Regions from separate parts of the Mus musculus genome. Here region 1 is linked to region 2. A link is a loop called in an ENCODE intact Hi-C map of the cell type or tissue named here. Cell type or tissue: left cerebral cortex. All regions are shown on one strand. Each heading gives the region's core, and the rest is flanking DNA. Links, peaks and the distances in the headings are about the cores only.

The links. Hi-C counts contacts between places; a loop is a spot of excess contacts. Peaks named below come from ENCODE experiments on the same cell type or tissue, not always from the same donor. Only the 100,000 strongest peaks of a DNase experiment are listed, where the experiment ranks them.
Region 1: a loop joins it to region 2, with 2.5 times the contacts of the local background. A loop is called at or near these places in 1 of 42 quality-filtered maps.

The regions. Positions count from the first base shown.
Region 1 is chr2:76,567,043-76,578,429 of GRCm38, forward strand. It overlaps Osbpl6 (oxysterol binding protein-like 6), which reads left to right. Exons shown (of 27, transcript NM_001290733.1): 15 at 1,067-1,200; 16 at 9,970-10,077. Among named protein-coding and RNA genes, the nearest start is that of Prkra, 75 kb to the right of the region's middle. In left cerebral cortex, for the core only: no CTCF peak of the experiment used is centred there; no DNase peak of the experiment used is centred there.
Region 2 is chr2:76,400,122-76,411,508 of GRCm38, forward strand. Osbpl6 (oxysterol binding protein-like 6) reads left to right here and starts at 6,387. Exons shown (of 27, transcript NM_001290733.1): 1 at 6,387-6,568. It overlaps Gm52557 (a long non-coding RNA gene), which reads right to left. Exons shown (of 3, transcript XR_003954042.1): 3 at 10,706-11,387. In left cerebral cortex, for the core only: a CTCF peak has its summit at 6,393; DNase peaks (open chromatin) are centred at 4,908, 5,299, 5,503, 5,896 and 3 more places; H3K4me3 peaks cover 2,583 bases; H3K27ac peaks cover 1,651 bases.

The DNA.
Region 1 (11,387 bases), core at 1,407-9,406, 170 kb after region 2:
GATTAATTCCAGCTGTCAAGTGGTTAGCTTTCAGCTGGTGGAATCCTGCACTTGAATGAATAGATTGTGAGGCAGGGGTGTGGCTCAGTACTAGGCTTCCTCCCTTGCTCAGGCTCTGGGTTCCTCTCAGCACTGCAAAATAAAACCAATTGTCAGCCTCATCTCTGAAAGAGATCTTGAATTACTTGGGTCCCTGACACCTCCCCAATTCCACTCCGCCCACCGTCACCTCCCTTGGTTCTGGCCACTCTTCTGTGCGGATGTTCATACCTCTAAAAGTCACCCTTTTCAAATAGGGAAATGCCTATACTTGAAGACTTCCCTTGCTTTTGAAACATGCATATTCAACCTTTTGTGGCTTCAAACCACAAGACTGCTTCCGATTGTACCAAGTTGTTAGCCAAGTAGGAAATGAGTGGAGAGGTGCTGTCTTTACTGTTGCTTTTCAGTCCAAGAGCCTTTGACACAGAGACACTTATTGCTGAGAAAGCAATGCGGGTGCTGTTTTTAAAGCCAAATCATTTCCCACTCCAAAGGAACCAGTCAGAACTTCTGGGTCCCACTGACTGGTTTATGTTGACAAGACCCATAAGATGTTCTGTTTGGAGGTGTGCACTCCGTGGAAATAACTATAATAACTCTTGAGTCGCCTGGCACTTTAACAGAATGGCTCTAAATATTATCATCAAACGTGACAAACAAAACCTGCTTTCTTTTCCCTCTAGAGATACGAGTTAATTTCTGAGTATTGATGTTAAGAATTGATGTTGATATTTTGGATGTTGCTTCCAAACTGTGTTGGCTCAGCTGGTATGAAATATAACAATTTCCATTTTAATTAATTACAATTGCCATATTTGTTTTGGGTATAAATGCTCAGATTCTATTTAAAGCTAGTTTTTTTTTTCTTTTACACAGACTGATTTTTATTTATTTATTTTTTTAGACTATAACCTAGTCTTTCTAGAAAAAAGTCTGGATATCAGTTAGGATGCACAGAGGTTAGCATCCCGCATGGTCCTTCTACTGGGTTGAGTGTTTGTCTCTCACCTCTCTCGCCACACAGTGCATTCTCTTCTGAAGTCTGCATTTAACAGCATAGCTATAGAGAAGGAGAAGCTGAAGCAGGTGGTCTCGGAGCAAGATCACAACAAAGGCCACAGCACACAGATGGCCAGACTCCGGCAGTCACTGTCACAGGTAAACCCAAGCGGTTTTGTATGCATGGCCAACAAAAGATTCTAGGCAAAGGGTGAGGGAGCGTGGAGGCCACCGTTTCAGGGGGTGGGGGTGGGGAAGTGTGGGGGAGGGTGGCGTGTTCCTCTGACATTCTCCCAAGACATTGCAGAGTCAGTCTTGAATTTTATTAGTTTTCTCCTCTAAAAATGTCGAGGTAAGGTAAAAAGGAGCAGAAATTGCTGAGTATATGTAATTGTTTTTTAGACTACTTGAATTAATGTCTGGGGTCATTTGTCAGCCCCTGATTTAAAAGAAAAGGAAACCTACAAGCATTTATACATGATTTACATGTTTAAGGAATATTCCAGAATATATTCAATCCAATGGTTAATAAAACAAAATCTACTGAGTCTTCCACACTTTGTGTTTTCCCACTTAGACTTTAATCTGTTGAAAGTTACATATTACTACAAACCTGTTTCTTTTATGATTTGCACACCTGGGGTTCTCTTCTGTCCATTATGCTCCCTGAGTTAGACGTTTATATTTTAGTATAGGTCATATTTCATCTTACTAATAGCTAACGCACCCCTGTATACCTCAGAGTTGAGGTTTTGGTTATCAATTCTTGAAAGCCGCACACTTCTTCCTCTATAATGAGCATCTTCTCCAGTCAGTCCTTAAATGCACTCGGTTTGATTCCTTTGAGCATGCAATGCTGTGATGTAATTTTTTTTCCGTGTGTGAGAACTCAGTGTTTATATACAATATTGTTCACTTTCTGGTGCCTTGGATCAGAGTGAAGGAGCCGGCAAATCCTGGGTAAGTGGTTCTCCGTATGGATGGGGTCCTGCTTGAATCTGCCTGTAGTCCTTAACGATGAGATGTGACCTTCCGTCGGTGTGGTTCTGTACCTGATCTGTCAGTGTTTTCAGTATTTAGTCTCCCGTAATGCAGTGCCAGTGTCTAGGCTACGCGTCCCCAGCCCCACATAGAGCTATCAGCTAAGGTACATGCGCTGCCTCCAGGGCCAAGTCAGGGCCTCAGGAGCATAAGCGTCAGCACAGCACCTGCCTGGCATCAGCACAGCACCTGCCCGGCAGCTGGTAGAGAACTTCACTCATAACCTTGCCAAGGTTCTGGCATCTGCTCATGTCAATGAATCTGTCCCATGCTCTGTTGATACTAATTGATCTTCTGAGTCACTGTTGTGAATGCACCATGAAGCAGAAAGATCGAAATCGTAGTCAGACAAACATGTAGGTGTCATCTTGAAGACATACAAAACACACCCTAAACCCCGAAGTGTTGCGGTATTTCTTTAGTGTATTTGATGTTGGAAGCCAGTGGTAGGAACTGAGCATATACTGACAAAAACAAGATTTGCTTCTTGCTTGCTGCTTGCTTGCTTTCTTCCGCATCTCGTTAAGATCGAGCATGGGCTGGAGGTCTGGGGATATGGCTAGGCTGATCAAATCCTTGCCTAACATGCACAAAGCCCTAATTCCAACCCCTAGCACCACAGAAAACTGGGCAATCTCACCTGCTCTATGATGTCAGTGCTTAGGGTGGGGAGGCAGGAAGATCTGGTGCTCAAGGCCTTCCATGGCTACATAGTGAGTTCAAGGCCAGCCTGGGATTCATGAAACCCTGTCCAAAAAATAGAGATCTAGGATTTAGCTTTGGCTGAATCTAGAAATAAATGACTAGGAAGAGAGGTCACAGGGATAGAAAACCATTTGCTTCATTCGTGCATGCATGTAAATGACTAGATATTATTATGCAAGATGTGGAATATCATAGACCTGGTTCCCCAGAAGCTCATGATCTTGTTGTTAAGATGAGCTCTGTCCACCCAGGAAAGAGTTAAAGAGTTCCATTCACAGCAGGGCTCTGTGGGACTTTGGTAGTTGAAAAGCAAAAGGCCAGTGTGGGGCAAGCACAGCACACTCCCTCGGGGGAGTGCTCTGAGGGAATGAAGAAGGATCCCACACTAAAGTGAAGGAGGGAAATACAGCAAGGGTGTCAACTACATCAAAGGCGTGCACCCTTTGAGTTAAAGGACTCCCACTGAGTTAAAGTACAGCCCGCTGGGAATTACACAAAGCATGTACAGTTTCCCTCCTGAGAGAGACTTCTTTGCATCTTAAGTCAGAGCCTCAGGAGATTTTCCTTGGGTTGTTTGGTTTGGGGTTCAAATTTTCTTCCCCACTCAAGGACTCAAAAGATTTGAAAATAATGTGGGCCTGTTAAGACTGTTGCCCATGAGCCACTGGAGAGTCCCATGCTTACACGTGTGTATCATGGCTCCTGCCTACACTAAGAGTATCATGTCCATGCGTATCCCCATGTGAGCCAGCCAAGCGCTCACTGGCTACATTGCAGTCACTGCCGAGGTGGGAGTCTGCTTTAGAAACCACAGCCTTTGCTTAGGCACAGTTTACTCTTCTGTAGTGAAGGGATGCCGATGCTTTGAACACTATAGAGGGGTCCAGAGAATTGGTGGAGAAATTCTTCCCTGGCTGGACATTAGATGATAACCAGCCCATTGCTGACTACACAAAGGAATACACTTATGCTCTCAGTGATGAGGAAGGCTTAAAGAAATGTAGCTACCAGAAGTGGACATTATTATGGCATTCTGTATATATTAGAAATATTAGTCAGGTATAGTAGTGTGGAAATGGATGAGATGAAGACAAAAAGCAATTGGTCAGATTCATTATTTTAGACTGTCTTATATATGTGAGATAATATTCCCAAGCCAAAGAGATGGAGGAAGGACTGAGTTTGCGAGATGCTATGGGATCAACATGGCTTGGCTGACAGCTGAACATTTGACATGCTCAACAGAGTCGTAATGACGACAATGCAGCATTTTTATAAAGCCTCTCAGTATTTATCATATCAACTGAACCAGCTCCAGCACCCTTCAACAGGTGCCTGGCATCTGAAGGCGGTGAGATGGGCACGCCTCACTACGTGCCTGGCATACATTGTTACCTGCCTCGAGTAAGTAGAAACTTGCAAGGCTGGAGAGACTAATAAATTCCTCTCCCCTCATCTCTCCGGGCACAAACACAACGTAATCTTTCTACTTTTTACCCCTTGAGAAACGACCTTTCAGACCCATGACAAGCAGAGATGTTAAGACTTAACGTGTGTAGGACAGGATGTTTTCTTTGGCGTCTGTCCCTTGTAGATGCTCTTACTTACTTAACGTCAGCCCTCATTTTATGGCCACTAAAATCAAACCACAGCATATTATAAAACTAAGGCTGCTTTGGCACTCCCGATTAACGGAGCAGTCGGTCATGTATCGGGCAGGGTCCGAGTGAGTCCGTCTGCAGAACAGTATGCTCTGCTGCTGTTGCCGGCTGGGTTTCTCACCACCGAATTTGTACACAGCTTGTGTTGACTATAGTGTGAATTGGAGCTGCACACACGTGAGCAACAGCATAGGACCATCGACTGCAGCTGCAACCACTGCATTTCACTGAGTCGACAAGCCACAGGCATTACGCAAGTCATTATTTTTGTGCATTGCTGAGAAGGGGGGAGGGACCATTCCTGTGAGTTGAACTGACAGCGAGCTTCAGAGGTGTGTGCTGAGGGGAAATGTGCATTTAGAATTATGGAAATATTTTGAGAACGAGACTATAAGCCAAATGTTTGCTCAAGGCACACATGATGGTGTAATTTAAAACCCCAGCAGTAGTATCTGCCATTTTTCCTGTCCACAACATTACACATTACTGTAAATAAATAGTTTGTGATAGGAGAGGAATTCCAAGTGTATTTATTTGTCTCTGAATTCTACAGTTCCCTGGGACTCTGTCAAATTTAGGGGGTATGAAGATGTTTTTTTATAGATCCTTTATATTTTTTTAGCTACATGTTAAGTTTCATTGTCTCTGTGGGTCTATGCAGGTATCACAATGTATTTATTATAATAACACTTAGTAACTATGTGTCTGATAATATGAAACCATTGTTTACTGAGCAGCTGTTTAAATCATGTTTCTAAAGGGGCTGATGCCTGTGTTTATGGCTATTGAATAAAGTGCAGATGCAGAGTGCAAGGCACGCACCTGGGAAACAATATAAAAGGAGCACAGCAGAGAAAATGCTAGAAAGATTGACTCAGTGGTAACAACAGTTAGGTAATATTGTATGAATTTTAAAATATATTTTATACTCTTTTTCGTTTTCTAAATATAACAGTATTTTTAAATTAAAACAAACAAACAAAACAGAACGAGGATATTTGCCCAGGGTTTGAGTTTTGGCAGTTTTTGCATCAATTTTTTCATTCTTTTGAACCGGCTTTACCATTACTCAAAGGATTTGATTGTATGAAAATTCTTGCCCACTGTTATTAATCCTTTTCCAACTCAGGCAACCATGTTTCTTTCCCAGAACCCACAATTCCACAGTGTCTCCCTGAGTCTACACAGCTCACACACACTCACAGTTGACTTTCCATCTGTTGTCTGAAGATGTTGGGACATAAGGATTGCTTGCGCTTCGGAACTTCAGATAGTAGCTGTTTGAACAGAGCAAACAGGAACTGCTTTTCTAAAAGTGTTAGATCCTGGTATATTTGGGAACAGGAGGCAAGGGGGATGGGCATGGTCTGTGGGGCCGTCCACACAGTCCAGGCTCACCGGGCGGTGCAGAGGATCCCTGTATGACTGCTCAGTGAAGAACTCTAGGCACAGCTTAGTGCTCGTGCCAGTGCTTCTTCCTGCTGGCCTTGGCCCCTATGTACAAGACAAAGCGGTCCTCTTCCAGGCAGGCGTCTGTGGTTTCTCTTGCTCAGTGGCTGGCACCCGTGGCTGGGATCTGCCTCCTTTTCCCTTGCTTTGTTCACTCTCCTTGAGCACATTTCCTACATTATTTTGTACCCTCTCCTGGGCTCTTTCACATGAGTATCACTCCCATGGCTGTTGCTCTCTCAGTACCTCTGTTCCTCAGTAGCTTCCGTTTCCACGATACCATTAGAAAAGGTATGTCCCTGCTGAGAAACACTGTGCCCAGCTTTCACACACTTGGCTGCAGCAAATTTCACAAGCATACTGATCATCAAGGCAAAAGGAGGAGCCAGCCTGAGGAAGATTGCTGAAACGGGCTGATGCATGCCTGGTTGCTGGCTTGAGGTTACCGGAGTTGGAGTGACTTATATCTACTCCCTTTGTGTTCTATAACATGTCTTGTATCTACCACTGAATATATATTATCAAAGAAGTCATTTCTTTCCAATATTTGCTCTGAATGTCGTGTAGGTGATATCTGTTTGAAATAGAAGTAGGAGCTGGGCAGTAGTGGCGCACGCCTTTAATCCCAGCACTTGGAGGCAGAGGCAGGAGGATTTCTGAGTACGAGGCCAGCCTGGTTTACAAAGTGAGTTCCAGGGCAGCCAGGGCTATACAGAGAAACCCTGTCTCGAAAAACCAAAAAAAAAAAAAAAAAAAAAAAAGAAAGAAAGAAAGAAAGAAAGAAAGAAAGAAAGAAAGAAAGAAAGAAAGAAATAGAAGTAGGATTTAGTTTAGGTTCAGTTCTGGGTTTGTTACAACTTTGACATTTTGGATGACTAAAATTTGTTGTGCTATGCTTAAAAATAAAATAAAGCTTGCTTCCTTTCCCTTAGTGTCAACATATTGGCAATCAATTGCAATTATTCACCATGTCAATTAGCGCAGATTCTTGATCTGAACTATTAGCAATAATTTCGGAAATTTTACTTTTGAAATTTGGAAAACTTAAAAGTAAAAAACAAAACAAACCAGAATTAAGAACCTTTGTCAGTAAAGAACGCACTTAAGATGATTCTTTTATTGTGATGATACCTGTTTGCCACATAATTGAGGAGAAAACAGGGGTTTAACACTAAGAAAATTAAAGATGTGTGTTGAAAACATCTCTTTCCAGACCAGCCCAATAAATGTCTAAATAAGCTACACACAATGGGAAAACACCCTGGTCATTTTCCTGGTAGGCAGCCATATGCCCTGGGTCGGCCCTTAGAAGTATACAAAGTCCCTTCCTTGCAAATGTAAACACCAGAAAACCCTCAGGTTCAGAATTACTTGACACTCTCGGAGGTGTGCAGTTGTTCTTCAGACTGTTGACCAAGGAGCACTGTGTAAGATCTCAACTTGACATTCTAGTCAAATTTGAAATGAGCATCAGAAGTTACCCACGACAAAGCCGGGCGTGGTGACGCACGCCTTTAATCCCAGCTCTTGAGAGGCAGAGGCAGGCAGATTTCTGAGTTCGAGGCCAGCCTGGTCTACAGAGTGAGTTCCAGGACAGCCAGGGCTATACAGAGAAACCATGTCTTGAAAAACCAAAAAAAAAAAAAAAAAAAAAAAAAAAAGTTACCCACGACAACTGCCTTACTTTGTAAATAAAAGGAGACATAGCCTTATAGACAGGACACAGTAGCACAAGTCTGTAATCCCAGGAACTCGGGAGGCTGAGGCAGGAGGATTCCAAGTTTTAAAGTGGCATGGGCTATATCTCAAAAGAGAAATAAAGTGGAGAGAGGGATTCAGGCCCCCCATAGCTTACATGTCTTACCTACTTGGTCTTAAAATCAAGAAAAACTCGTCTTCCCACTTTCAGAACTTTTACCCTTACATGCCAGAAAAAGAAACGGTTATCTTCACATTAAAAAATATACAAACAATTTTAAAGGCTTGTTTAGTTCACTTGCTACTGGTTTACTGCTTAAGGCTTTCCCGCATGCCCCTTTCATGTCTGTAGGTCGGATCACATTTAGTGAAAACTGGCTGAGAGTTTCAGTGAGCTTTTGGGATTTTTCAATACTCAGAGTAAGAGGTTGCACAACATGCCTTATTAATAGAAAACATGTGTTTTATAACATTCCTTCCCTGAAGAAGAGCATTGCCTACTCTTGTGATTTCATGGGTGTTGGTCCATGAACCTGTTCCAGTGTCAACAGAAGGTGTGGTCATTTTAAAAAGAATGGATGGTCAAGATTTATTTGAAAGCCTCAGGTCAAGACTGTCTCTGCCAATCAGCTCATCAAATGCTTTACCAGAGCCCTCCCATGTACATGTGGCAAGGTAGATTTGGCCTGAATATTTCAGTAACTGTGGGTACTTATGGGCAAAGTAAATGACCACCTAGATAACAAGTAAGCTAGCCACAAGGATTAGCTTGAAGCAACCATTTTTTTTTCTTTCAAAATCGTAAGTGGGATTTTGCTCCTATTAAAAATGACTTGAGGGGGATAAAGAGATGGCTCATCAGTTAAGAGTACTGGCTGCTCTTACAGAGGTCCTGAGTTCAAATCCCAGCACCCACAGGGTGGCTCATAACCATGTATAATGTGATCTGGTGTTCTCTTCTATATGATGCCCTCATCTGTCACGCAGACATATGTTCATATAGAGAACTCATATACGTTAAGTAAACTTATAAATACTTTTTAAAAATGACCTAAGCACTTATACGAATGACTGGCTATTAGAATTTTTCCTTTGAGGTACATGTCTTACTTATACACATCTCTTGCTTAGTTTGTCCATGGTTTCTAAGATAACCAGACATTTCCTCCTCTCCCTGCATGCAATGCTGCTGGATTAGTATTCACCTTCAAACTACTCATGCTTGTCATATCGGACCCAATGTGTTGCTTAATGTATCATGCAAACTTGTTCTAAAGGCTTTAAACAGAAGCTGGCAGGTGCCCCTTAGTAAACCCTGGCATATATTGTCTACTCTTAAGACACCTATGTCCATCTAGAAATTCCCACTTTTAACAGGAAGGAAGGAGGTTGACCATTCTTACATAGGCCTTGTCCTCACAGAGCCATCCTACCTAAAGCTTGATAAAAATTCTAGTGAACTGAATCCTGACACGGAAATGGACCACAAAGTGCAGAAGGGACTTTGAGCTTCATGCACAGGAACCCGAGAAGGGTGTGCTTTTGTGAGGCTGTTCTGTTCTTGCATCAGGCACAGTTGCTGCATGTGGGAGACTGTGTAAACTGTGTTTTACAGATGCCAATTGCTGGTGTGTTCAAAGTACTGTGATGGACTGAAACTCTGAGTTGGCTGCTGTTGGACTTATGTTCTGTGTCCGTACTGTTTGGCCAAAGTACCTCTTAGGTTGCTTTTGTTGGTTCCACTGTACTGCCAAGAGGATTAATTATGAGCTCCTAGAAAAAATAAAAACAGCCATTTCCTTTCATCAGACTGAAAGATAATTCTCTACACTTAAGCCAGTTCATTAATTATCCCAAATATTTGTAAGATGATGACTTTGGAATGAATCCTAAACTTTAGAGAGTAGCACAAAATGAAAATATAAAAGAATTATATCATATTATCATATATTATATACTATCATATATAATATATAATATATTATATGTTATCATATATGTTATATATAATATATCATATATAATCATATCATTCCAGACTGCACAAAGTAATATATATGTGGTGGTAGACTGGTGTTGGATATAATGGATATGCCTTTAACGAGGAGAAAAAAAAATCCATGTATCATTTTTATGAAGCCCATTAACTATTTCGGTTTACTAACCTATTTAAATAGTGGTCTTACATTACAAAAAATTAATGTCATAACTCTGAGCCATTTATTTCCTTCTTAACTTACATGGTCCAGTGCATGGTAAGACCCCCAGAATCAGAGAATATCTCAGAATTTGCTGTCTCAAGTTGTCCCTTGTGTTTGTTCGTAACACTTGCTTATTAATGTGCAGTTACAGTTGCAGTTTTTGTTACTTTAAGGCACTTAACCAGAACGCTGAGCTCCGGAGTCGGCTGAACAGAATACACTCAGAGTCTACCATTTGTGATCACGTTGTCAGTGTAAATATTATCCCTAGCCCCGATGAGGTAAGGCTCGTTATTAGTGGACATAGAATACCCTTTCTATGGCATCTAAATCACTGCATATATTCTCCTATTTTAAACAGTTATTTTCTGTTAATAATATTCTCTGCGTGAACATTTGTGTTAGAGACAGCTCAGGAGTCTGAAGTAAAAAGACGTAGGTGAACTTGATAGCTTTTATTCTTAGTGGTCATTGTCTCTCTTATTTATTTCTATGTTCACCTGTTATCGCCAAATAATATATATATATACATATATATATATCCCAGCTCATTAATCTTCTGTATCTTTCCCCTCCTTCATTTAACATGTTCGTTATCAACAAATGTCTGATGGAATTTTGAAAAAACATTTTAGCTGAGAAATTGTTAAATAAGAAAATGGCTTAAAGGTTTCTTTGAAGGGAGTTGTGTTGGGGAAGAAGCTACCTGCTCTTGCTAAAAGCACAGCCAAGGGTGCTGCTAGGGTCCTTCATGACAGACGACTCAGGCAATGAAAGCCAGCAGCGACTGGAAGTGTAGCTCAGTGGTAAGCTGCCTGTCTAGCCAACAGAGGCCCTGGGTTTGGCTAAAGGGTGTCAAGTGCACTGAGCAGTTCACACTGCGCTGTCGTAAGTCACTTTCAGCAACCCTCCATAGTCCTATTGTATTTTTCTTTTATAGTGAAGAAATGGCATGAAAATAGAAAAACATAAAGGATGCAGGCTAAAATGCACATGAGCTTTTGTCAAATTACTATTTAATGCTCATGAGCTTTGCACTCAGCGATGCATCTAACAAAAACTAATGCTAACGAGTGTAAACTAACGCTCAGGTCATATTTGCACAAAAGCCATGTCTTTTATGCTAAGTCACTCTCAGTGTTCTGCTTGATATATCCCAAGGCATCTTACCTTTGGCTTAAGTTGCCCATCTATTCCCATTCATCTTTAGGGTCCCGCTGAACTCAAATCACACTTTATACACTCAGTGGCTCAGAGTCTAGGAATACTTCTAAAATGTACCGCTTTAAAAGCATTTAGAGCCGGCAAGGTGACTCAACAAGTCAAGGAAGGCACCTGCCACCAAGCCTGATGACCCGAGTCCAGTCTCTGGGGAGCCACAGAGTGGAAGGAAGAGTAGATTGCTGTAGGTTGTCCTCAGACCCTCCCACTATGCACACGTGTGTGTGCTCCATATGTACACCCAGTAAATAAATGAAAATTTAAAAATTACTCTATAATCCTTAATTGGACTCTTCAACCTGAAAAGTGAATTGGTATATATAGTATATTCTTTAAAAAAAAAAAAATTTCTGGGGCTGAATGGCTCGGC
Region 2 (11,387 bases), core at 1,713-9,712:
TCTGTCCAAAAGGACCCCCTCCCCTTCTTTCTTCTTCCTCTCCCTCCCCCTCTCTCCTCCTCCTCCCCCTCTCTCCTCCCCCTCCTCCTCCTCTTCCTCTCTTCCCCTCTCCAACCCTCCTACTCATTGATAGGCTCCTTTATTCATTAGGGGATTGGTTCACAAGAAGTCACCTTAGTACTTGACTCACTCCTTGTCTTCAGCCCCTCCCAGGAGAGCAGAATTAGCATCAAAATACAAACAGCACCAGGCCCATCCACAATGGATACTTTCTCACCCAGATTAAATATCTCTAAAGTGTGACCTCAGGGAATTGGCTAAGGGTTCTCACCATACCCAACAAGGCCTGGCCCTCTCCTTCTTGTAGTAATAATGACTGCTGTGCAGACAAAGACTGGGAGATAATCCTTCAAAGTCAACCAGAAAGAGGTAGTGACTTGCCTCAGGTTTACAGCATTTATTGTTATTCTAAAGTGCTCAAGAGAAATTTCAAATCCACAGCACCACTGTAGACCAAGACCTGTTGAGTTCTCAAGACTCAGAATGGATTCAGTGATGGAGCCAAGAGCAAGACCTTGGGTTCCAGCCCCAAACCAAACAGCACTTGGCAAGTAGAGGAGGGAGCTGTGAGAGTTTTCTGCCTATTCTGGGGGCCTCACAGCAAGGCTCGTTCTCAAGAAACAAAGAAAAAGCAGGCTGAGTTCTTATTCTTTTAGCTTATCTAGAGGAAAGTGGGCTTGATACAATAACAAGGAAAAGGAGAATCTGGCTGAGGGAGGATGCTGTAAGTTTTCACTGACTAAGACTTCAGGGAAGCCGGGCATGGTGGTGCACGCCTTTAATCCCAGCACTTGGGAGGCAAAGGCAGGCGAATTTCTGAGTTCGAGGCCAGCCTGGTCTACAGAGTGAGTTCCAGGACAGTCAGGGCTGCTACACAGAGAAACCCTGTCTCGAAAAAAACAAAAACAAAACAAAACAAAAAACAAAACAAAACAAAACAAAACAAAAAGCCTCCAGGGAAGCACGTGGATACATGTGATTGATTTCCTTCAAATATCTCTCTCTCTCTCTCTCTCTCTCTCTCTCTCTCTCTCTCTCTGCTGCACGCCCTTGTGTGTGTGTGTGTGTTTGTGTGTGAAAGCCTAAGGTACAGAACTGTGTAATAGCCACCCTCAGCAGCAGCAGCTAGTGCTACCCGCACAGGAAGTAGAAGGCCCTATGGCTCTTTTCTTAACCTCACCTAGTGAATAATATAATTGCTATTGGAATTTGGGGGTTCCTATCTGGATCATCAGATGATATGAAGGAAACTTGGGTCCCCTCTTAGGGTCCTTGGTCTCATTAATGGGCTCAACTAGATGTTCAGTAACAATTTTATTAGAGTTTAAAAGATATCCCCAGACAGGACAGATGTGACTCTCAGCAGCTCTCTGTAGAATGGAGGAGAGAGATACAGGGTGGGGCAAGCCACATCAGCTGACATAGAGGAGGTGAGTCACATGTCCAACAAGCAGCAATATTGCAGGGAAGGAAGCTTTAGAGAGTTAGGAGGCCCCAAAATATCGGGCAAACCTAAAACATTAAGGAAAGCATGCCTAGAAGAGGGATGGAAAGAAGAAACCATTCAAAAAAGCCAGAAGACTTACAAAGCTGTGGCCAACCAATTAGGTACTGCACGAGGGGTGAAGAGTCTGTGGAGGAAAAGTTAAGTGTCTCATTAGAACACTGGTTATTCCTCCTACCTCTATTGCATGGCTTAAGATCAGTCCTCCTTTGAGTCCCTTAGCCAAAGTGATTGACCTGACTCAGCAGGGATGCCAGTCCTCCATCCAGGCCAGAGATTCTATATACTTGACCAGGGGAGTTTTTCCTTACCCTAATGTAATGAAATTAAGTCTCATTCATAAGTCATTCAAATACCAGTGTCAGCTAATCTATCAGGATATAGCCCACCAGAAAAAAGCAAGGTGGCTACTCCTGTATAGTGCATTGTTATTCTATTTCTCTTTATCATAGTCACCTAGCTGGCCCCACAGCACCTTGATTCCTGGACTAAACAAAAGATCCCTCTGGCTGATCCCACTCATGCTCCTGTAGAGTCTATTTCAACACAGCAGCTAGGGGCGTGGCTTTCAGGCCCTTTGGGATCTGGCCTATTATATATTCCTTCATCCACTGTGCCAGGCACGCTGGTTGGTCTTCCCCTTGCTGGACACGTACCAGGCACGTACATCTACAGTGTAGAGTGGGATGGAAGTGGAGACCTCCAGGTGACCCTCCTCATCTTTGTCATGCCTGTGTTCAATTGTCACCTTCTCGGTGAAGCCCTGGTTCATTATTTTATTTATTGGCTATTTGACAATCCTTTCCCATCCCTGTTAATATGCTTTACATCCTGTATCACCTATGAGTTTCTGGTATATAGTTTATTCATCTGTTGAGTAGGTTGCTTGTTCTCTCACTCTGTTAGAAGGTAAACTCCATCAGGGCAAAAGGGCTTTTTTTTTTTTTTTGCTTGCTTGCTTACAATAGCTCAGTCCCAAGAACAGTGACTAATGCAGGCCAGTCGTCATTCGAATGTATTTACTGAATTAAATAAAGGAACAAATAGCTACCACTCTCTCCTGCCTCCAGCAGGACAAGTTGATCTGTTTGTGTAAACTCAATTCTTTATCCTTTTTGAAACTGAGTGAAGGCTGTCTGAACAGAAGGTTCACTCTGAAATGGAGACAGTGGTATTGTCTGGTCTGGATCGGCAAACCACTCGGGGAGATGATGAGAATGTGGGTGTGAAGGACGTAGGGCAGACTCCCAGGTTTGACTTCTCAAGAACTCAGGTTCTTGACGACAGTCTTCTTGGGAAGAGTGGCTTCAATAGTCTATGAGATTGGGGGGAAGCTTTACATCAATTTCGGGATGAGGGCTCTATGAATACGTGCAAAGCCACCACCACATCTGCCAAGCAGGCTGTAAGGAAGGCGAGAGAAAGACTCTTCTCACCTGAACACGCTAGGGAACAGGGCAGCCTTCCTCGAAGAACTCAGTGTCTCAAGAGGATGCCCTTCCCTTTTCTGACTCTGCTCCTTGATATTGAAATTCACGAGCTTGGTTCTTGGGGGCTGGAGATATGGATCAGCAGTGAGGAGTGTGCACTGCTCTTGCAGAGGACCTGAACTCTGTTCCTGCACCCACATTATGGTGTCTTAAAATTGCTTATAACTCTAGCTTCCTGGGGATCTGATACCTCTGGCCTCAGTAGGCACCTGCACTCACAGGCACATTCACACACACACACACACACACACACACACACACACTCAGAGAGAGAGAGAGAGAGAGAGAAATACACACAGACACACAGAGATACACACAGAGAGAGAGAGAGAACACATCTTTTTAAAATTACATATATTTGGTTTTTTTCCCAAAAGGGTTCCCCCCGGGGGTTGTGTGCATGCATGGCCACCAGGTGTGGGTGTGTAGATCAGAGACCAACTTGTAGATATTCGTCTTTTTCTTACTACGTGGGTCTCAGGGAACAATTCAGGTCATCGGGCTTGGTAGCAAATCTCTTTACCCACCTCTTACTAGCCCTGATAAATCCGTTGCAGAGTGTAAAGTCTCTTAACTTAAAAATGAGAAACTCAGGATTCTTCCAATAACAGTTAGAGCCCCGCCCCTTCTCTTTGCTTCTCAGCAGCTATTTGCCACACCTGCTCCCTGTGTGCCTGTCCTGCCTCAGATGGAGGCAGCCCAGCTCAGGGTACAGGTCCTTGTAAACAGGGTTCTTTGGGAATTCAGAACCAATGGGGGCGTCTGTAATAGGGAATTTGTCATAAGGAGTCATCTTTGCATTTGTTAGAGGAGATGAAGAAGTTTTGAAGAGGGAGGGGAAGGACGGGAGACCAGCCTTGACACAGGTAAGGGAGTCCAAACTAACTGGGAAGCACACACACACACACAGACACACAGACACACAGACACACAGACACACACACACAGACACACACACACACACACACACACACACACACACACACACACACATACACCCTTCTGTTATAGAGGGACTGCTGACAGGGCTGCTCTGTTACTTTGTTCCTCACACACCAGGCAACTCTATACTGTTGCCCTTACTGGCAGATATAGACTTGTGAACAGACAGGAAAGGAGATTCAAGGAAGTACAGTTCTCAGCATCACCAAGTAGTCCGAAGAACAATCCAGCCCAAACATTTTGATGACAAGCTGCGGGAGTTCTTTCTCTGGTGTATTCCGAAGGGCCAGATAACTCACTAGTCAAACATCTGGTCTGTCTCTCAGCTTGCCTTTCCCTTCACCACTTCTCCATACAGGATGCCTTGGGACTGCATCTTTCAGTGAAGCACTAGCAAGCATTTCAGCCTTTTAAGTAAACTCAGCCAAAATAGCACCCGATAGAAACCTGCAATGAAAGCAGAGGTGTGAGCACGTGTGAGCAGATTAATTGATGGTGGGACTATGGTTATTCAAATGCGGCTCAGTTCATTTGCATGTAATGGAATTATAGGATTAATAGCACTGGTCATTTAAGAGCCTCCTTATCTTTCTTCACAGAAAAAGTCCCTCTCTGAGACAAATAAAAGGGATGGATTACAGAAGCAGAGATCCTTTTAGCTAACATCTGACTTGTGACTTATGCTTTCACAAGAATATACATGTAAAGAAAACTCTGCTGCCCCCCTGGCACTTTTCAGAGCAATAAAAACACTGCTATAGCTGGAGAACAAGGAAAAGCCCGTTACTCCGACTTACACATCTCTGCCAGGGTGAGTTTTCTAAATATTGTGATACACAGCCAGAGTGGTGAAACTGTCTTTGCTATGCAGCTCTATACACACACCCAGCTCTCTTTAATCCACCCATTTGTCCCAGATATCCACCCACCATTACATCTTCGTTAGACCATTTGTCTGTAAGACAGGCAGGAGGAGATGTTTCCCTCTGATGTACAAAATCTGTCTTCCAAATAATGCTATGGAAGAGAATAGCAAGCATACATGCTTTCTTACAATAAATTGTGAGGTGTGGGTCTGGGTAGTTCCTATATCCCTGGGTAGTTTATGATTCTGCTAATAGGGGTTATGTGAAAAATTTTGAGAGGACCTTTTTTAGATAAAGACTAAGAGTTCTCTGGTCTCCTTTCACTGTCTGGTATTTTTCACGTATGCCTACTTTTGTGTGTGAAAGCTGTTTTAGTAGTTGCCGCCACACTGGGACCCAGATGGAAAAGGAGCTATAACAGAGTGAAGTTGAGCGACATAATGGCTCCCTTGTAGAGACTGTTTCCACAGGGAGGAAACTGGGGTGAGACTGCCATGTGTCACAAGGTCTAGCATTTGTTATTTTAAGATGATCCTTATTCAAGATGGAAGAAGTTAATCCCACATGTAAGAAGGAGACTCAAGAGAAATGATATGTAGGCAAGAATGCTCAGAGCTATGTCAGAGCACACCAGCATTGTATCAGCACTGACAACTGGGAAATGCCATGAGGACTATCTCAGTAGGCGGCAGATCATCAGATTTTAAAGGAACCCCTTCCTCCACCCAATTCAAAACAGCTAGAGCGCTCCAAGAGTCCCTGTTTGGCCCAGTTCTCTAGATTTGTCCCCTTGAAGTTGTTGATGACAGAGACGTCTTGATACAGGGACATTCTTCAGTTATCCCTTTACAGAAGAAACGTCTGTGCAAATATTTAAAGTACCCCCCTCCCTCCGTGCAAATTTGCCTTTAGATCAATCTGGTCTTGGACGCATGCCAGGAATAGCTTTAGCATGGAAGTTGCTGGGTGGGAAGGGTGTAAGGAAGCTGCGTGGACACTGCGGGGCTTTGCCAGGGACTTTAAAGCCATTGGTCCTTCCTTCCACACAGTCCAAGTGTCTCTCCCGGACTGAGAGTTCGCAGGGCAGAAAGCCTAAACATATTGTTTATTTATTGAATGAGGCCTCCGAAGGGCGCCGAGGGCCAGGGGCTTGGTCTCGCAGAGCGGAGGCCACCAGGCTGCAGTTCTCCGGTGAAGCCCTCTCCCACCGCTCCATGGCCGGAGCGCTGCAGTCATTCCCGGCCTCTTTTTTCCAGCCCAGCGCTCCCGCCGCTGCAGGACTGGACACGCGGGGGGCCTATCTCTCCCGGGCAGGGTCTTTCGGATGACTGATCTTGGTACCCCACGGATTCCCGTGGACGCCAGGCAGGGACCAGATGGGCGCTGGATCCCGCACGAAGGGGGCGCGGTGGGAGCAGAGCGGGACACCATGGAGCCCGCGGGAACGATCGGGGCTGGCGGGTGTTCCGGAGCCGGGGGCGGGGAGCCCGGAGCGCCGCCCCGCCAGCGCGCCCCGCCCGTGGGAGAGGAGGGGCTGCGGCGCGGAGGACCACTGGAGGCGCCGCGCGGCCGCCGCTGTCCGCGCTGGAGACCACAGCTCGGCACAGGCGGCGCCCGTCCTCCGCGCCTCCGGAGCCTCCTCCAGCCTGCGCGCCGGGCAGATAGCACGGGCCATCTCCCACCGCGACCTACCGCTCGCCCTGCAGGTAAGTGTCTCTCCGCCGCGGGGTGGATACGCGGTGCTTGCCGCGCGGCCCGGGGGCATTGTGCGCGTCCAGAGGGCCGAGGACCCTGGCGATACCCGAGTGGGCAGCCGCAGCCCCAGGCCCCCAAGGCATCGCTGTCTCCAGAGGCACCCCAGCTGGGTAGCGCGGAAGCGAGGATGGCCAAATCGGTCCCCGGTGCGGTCAGAGTGGGAGGGGGTACCGGTGTCACGGTCCCCGCTCACCGCCCGCCTTCCCTTCCCGCGGCTGCCGGGGAATCCGGCTTCCTTTTACACGCATTCCCCTCTGCCCCCCTTCTCCGCCCCCCGCGGCAGTTCTTCATCCCCGATGCCCGCACCCCAGGGCCGACTGGTTGGGAATGGAAGTCGGGGCCGGGAGGACTGATGTAATTGTCAGCGGAGAACCGAACCGGTGCGGGTGAGAGCGCCCGCGCCTACGAGAGCTGACGCCTACGCTGCACCTTTCAGGGAATCCGGGAGCCGCGGGCAGTGGCCGGGCAAGTTGTGCATCGGGTTTGGTTGTGCGCGTGCACTGCGGACTGTCCTCGCGAGCACTCCTTGCTACCCCCGGCTGGCGTCCCTGCAGCCCTCCCTGCAGCCTGCGTCCACGCTCATCGCCCGAGCTCCCTTCTCCGGTTCAGACCGGGACAGGGTTTGCATTGCAGTCAGGACGTGCTTCCCCTGCGTCGAGCTTGGAGCTGCCCGCAGATCGAGTCGCCGGGGACGCTGGGGGAGGAGGGATGGGAAACCTGGGGAGGAAGCTGCGGAGAACGAATGACACCCGCAGATTTCTAAAAGCCTCTACCGTTTGCAGACGCACCGTAAGCCACGTCTTAAGCTGCTTTTAAAAGTTATGACCAGATACTGATTCTGTGACGATTCTGTGATCTACCTGAAAGGTTGGTGAAACTAGAGACCTAAAAGCTGGGGAAAGCATTACATAATGGACATGAAGCAAATGACTGAAACTAAACGGAACACCGGGTTGCCAAATTGTTTCTCGCTTCTGGACAGAAAGTCCTATAAGGCTTTTTTAAAAAAAGAATTTCCAGTTTGGAGTCCTTCGGCAAGATTTAATAAGTCATATATTCGATTGCAATTTCTCCTAACAAAATAATATTTTGAACATATTTTCTTATATTAAAATACATACTAATTAATAGTTATGTCACAGACTTAAGAAATGTATACTTCAAAGGAAAATTAAATCTTCCATCTTAAAACTATTCAACTTTGTTTTCCTCCTTTTAAGTTTTTGCATACATATCTATATATTCCTTCTCCACCCCCACCCCATTTGCTTTGGTAGCATTTCTACAGTTTTGAGTACTGTGAGTTTGTGATGCTGATATTCCTATCTAGGGCTTGCTACAGCATTGCAGGTACAAAGACTCATAATAAATGAATCAGAAGACCTAGCAGTAACTCTGGGAGCGAGCAGGTTCCCAAGGTCGAAGGGAAGATGCTGTGTAACTCGGCTATAATCACCTACAGAGAATGTGCATGCCTCATTGGGTTACAAGGAAGGCCCTGATTGGTGGAATATTACTCCTGTTATTGGCTTCCTCATTTAATATATCTTACCCAAAATATCTTTTAAGTTAATAGGATATTTCGAAATTAAAAACCTTTGCTTTTACCAACCTTAAAAATTCTTGGTTTTGTCCAGATTTTCAGTTGTTATGTCAATGATAATTATACATTCAGTGGAAGGATTGCTTTGGGGCAGACTTCTGTTTCAAATTGTAATGATTTATCAGATGTCTCTTGGTTCTAGTATGTTGAAGTTCTGTTTCACAGAGCTGTAGTTCTAATTTCAGAGGATCATGAATAGATGCTGTCGTTTCTCTACTTTTATTTAACCTCAAGTGAGTTTTACTTGTATTTAAGTTAACTTTGGTAAGAAACACAGAGTCCTTCCAAGATTAAATGTTCTTTTGGGTGAGAGGTCTGTAGTGGCCCTATAGATGGATTATGTAAATTATAAGTAGACAAAAGCTTCATGTGATCTCTCATGAAGTCAAGAAGACTACAGAGGTTTCCTTTTATTACAATACTTGGCTAACTAGCAGTCTGAGATCATTCAGTTGGTAATTCCTCATTAAGTTCCTACTTTGTTGAAGACACTAGTCTAGGTTCTGTGGGAGATGTGGAATGTGCCAGCCCTTGTAAGGTTATAACTGCTTTAAGAAAGACAAGGTATAAATTGTTGAAAGCAGGAAAAATTTTTGTTTACTGTAAAAGTTAAGTCATATTTATACTTTAAAAATCTTAGCTGGGCCTCGGTGGCGCATGCCTTTAATCCCAGCACTTGGGAGGCAGAGGCAGGTAGATTTCTGAGTTTGAGGCCAGCCTGGTCTACAAAGTGAGTTCCAGGACAGCCAGGGCTATACAGAGAAACCCTGTCTGGGGGGGAGGGGAGCCAAAACAAAAAATCCTAACCCCCCCCCAAAAAAACCCAAAAAGAAAACCCCAAAACAAATAAAAATCTTAGAGTAAAAAGTTTACCACTATCCCTTTGTTCCTGTGTTTTTTTTAAGTTCCCTTACTCATCACTGTATCCTCATGTTGTATGTAGCAGTAGCTAATTGACTTCTATTGCTGTACAATATTCCATCTGTGTCCTCAAACAGTGTTTCTCTGTTCTCAGCCGCAGCCACTTCCTTTTGAAAAAAAAAAATCGCAAAAATATTTCCTTAGGCACAGGTGTAAACATTTCTCCCGGTGCAGATACCAAGGGATCGAATTGCTGGACTGTAGAGTTCTGTGAGTGTTTGAGTTACTAAATATTGCCACATTGTGTCTTCTAAGACTGTTGTCTTAGTTTACTCAGGGGAGCCAAGGAAACAAGCTGACACAGATAAGCAACTACAAAAGCAAACATTTTTTTAAACATACATGTTCTAAAATACACTTTTTATTTTTATTGTTTTAAGAAAAGCAGTGTGGTGAGCATGAAGCTTGGGATAGGGCCAGCCAGGTGGCTCGGCAGGTGAAGGCAGTTGCAAACCTGATGACCTGAATTTGATCCCTGGAATCCATATGGTGGTAGGAAAGAACTGGCTCCCACAGGGTGTCTATTGACCTCTCTACTCAAGCTGTGGCATGTATGTCCCCAAATAAATAAATGTTAAAAAAAATGTGCAGTTGTCTTTTAGGTGGATCAGGGAGATGACCACAGGTGGATATAAGTTGCACATAGTGATCTTACATAGGACTGGTGGGTTTTGTATAGATAATTGTTGTATTTTTGAAAAGAAAAACAGTGCATCTTGCAAGGAACCAATGATGGTATTTTAAAATTCTCAGGGAAAGAATGAAAACAAGGTCATTGGAGCTGTCACAAGAGGTGTCATTTGAAGGACAAGAAGCTGCCCCTGTGTAGAAGCATGAATTGCCAAGAGTTGGTGAAGAATGTTGGCAGGAAGCATGGGCAGGGATGGTCATGCTGGGAGGAGGAGGGCTACTTGGAACTGAGGGAATGTATGACCATGGCGGAGGCAGGCACTGGCAATTTCCCAACAGACAAATCACTCCAGATGTCCAGGGGATGATGGGTACAAAGAAGGTAGGAAGAGAGATCCAAGGCAGGAACCCTGGTTATCCGAGAGTTCTCAAGTTTGGAGAAAATGAGGAAGAGTTCATTTTAAATCACTGAGAAGACAAACCAGGGCTTGTGATGTGATCTTAGGTAAGGAAGAGAGGAAAGAGTCTGAGATATCTAAGTGAGGGAACTGGAGAAGCTACAGTGGATTTCAGATGTGAATTACAGAGTTAGTTCCTATCAACTTCTGTTTGAACACATAGGCTTTGGCGCTCCCAGGGGTGGTGAGGATCCTGCACTGAAGGATGGACCCCTGCAATGTATCTCAATGAGTACGGAGACGTCATCAGAGGAGCAGTACAGAAGACTCATCTGTATTGCTTACTTACGGATGGAACATAAACCAATAACATCTTGATTAAGATACAGTAGTGTGTCCATGTGGAAGGCGGCATTGAGCTACAGAGTTGAGGGAGTCCTGGGCTTGCAGGAGAAGGAGAAGGATGGGGTGGATGAGGTGGGAAGAGCAAATCATCCACAGTATGCAATGTGAGGGTTGGGTTCTAAGCCACCACTTACCTGGAGCAAGGATGCTAACAGTCACTTTCCAAGGGCACAGATAATGTAGTGGGCCTGAGGGATAGGGACCTTTGGGTTTGCTCTCCTAATGTTTCTGATTGAATGTTGTCAAGCATACGCACATGGGCTTCTATTGTCTCATTATACCTCCTTGATAAATAAATGTACAGCCCTCTCTAGCTCTGTCATTCTAACAGAGTCTCTGTGCTCCCCTTTGGAGACAAGGAACTTTTTATTTGTTCCTTTGCTCTATTTCTGTTTTGACAGATTCTCCCTATGTAGTTCAGGCTGGCCTTGAACTAATTATGTGGCCCAAGCTGACCTCAGACTCAAGATCCTCTGTCTCCGCTGTATGAATAATGGGGCTAGAGCCACTCCTAGCTCAGGTTTTTATTAATAAGGAATAGTAGTACATATTGTCGTTTTGGCTGCATAGTGAGGTGACAAGCACCATGGATGAAAAACAACTTACAGGAGGAAAGGGTTCATTTGGGTTCTAATTCCAAGTCACACAGTCCATCATAGAGGAAAGTCAGAGTAGGAACTCAGGCAGGAGCTTGGAGCAGAGAACATGGAGAAGCACTGCATGCTAGCTCACTCACAAGACTATGCCCAGCTTGTTCTTATACAGCCTAGGACCATCTGTCTAGGGATGGTGCTGCCTGCAGTGGTCTGGGCC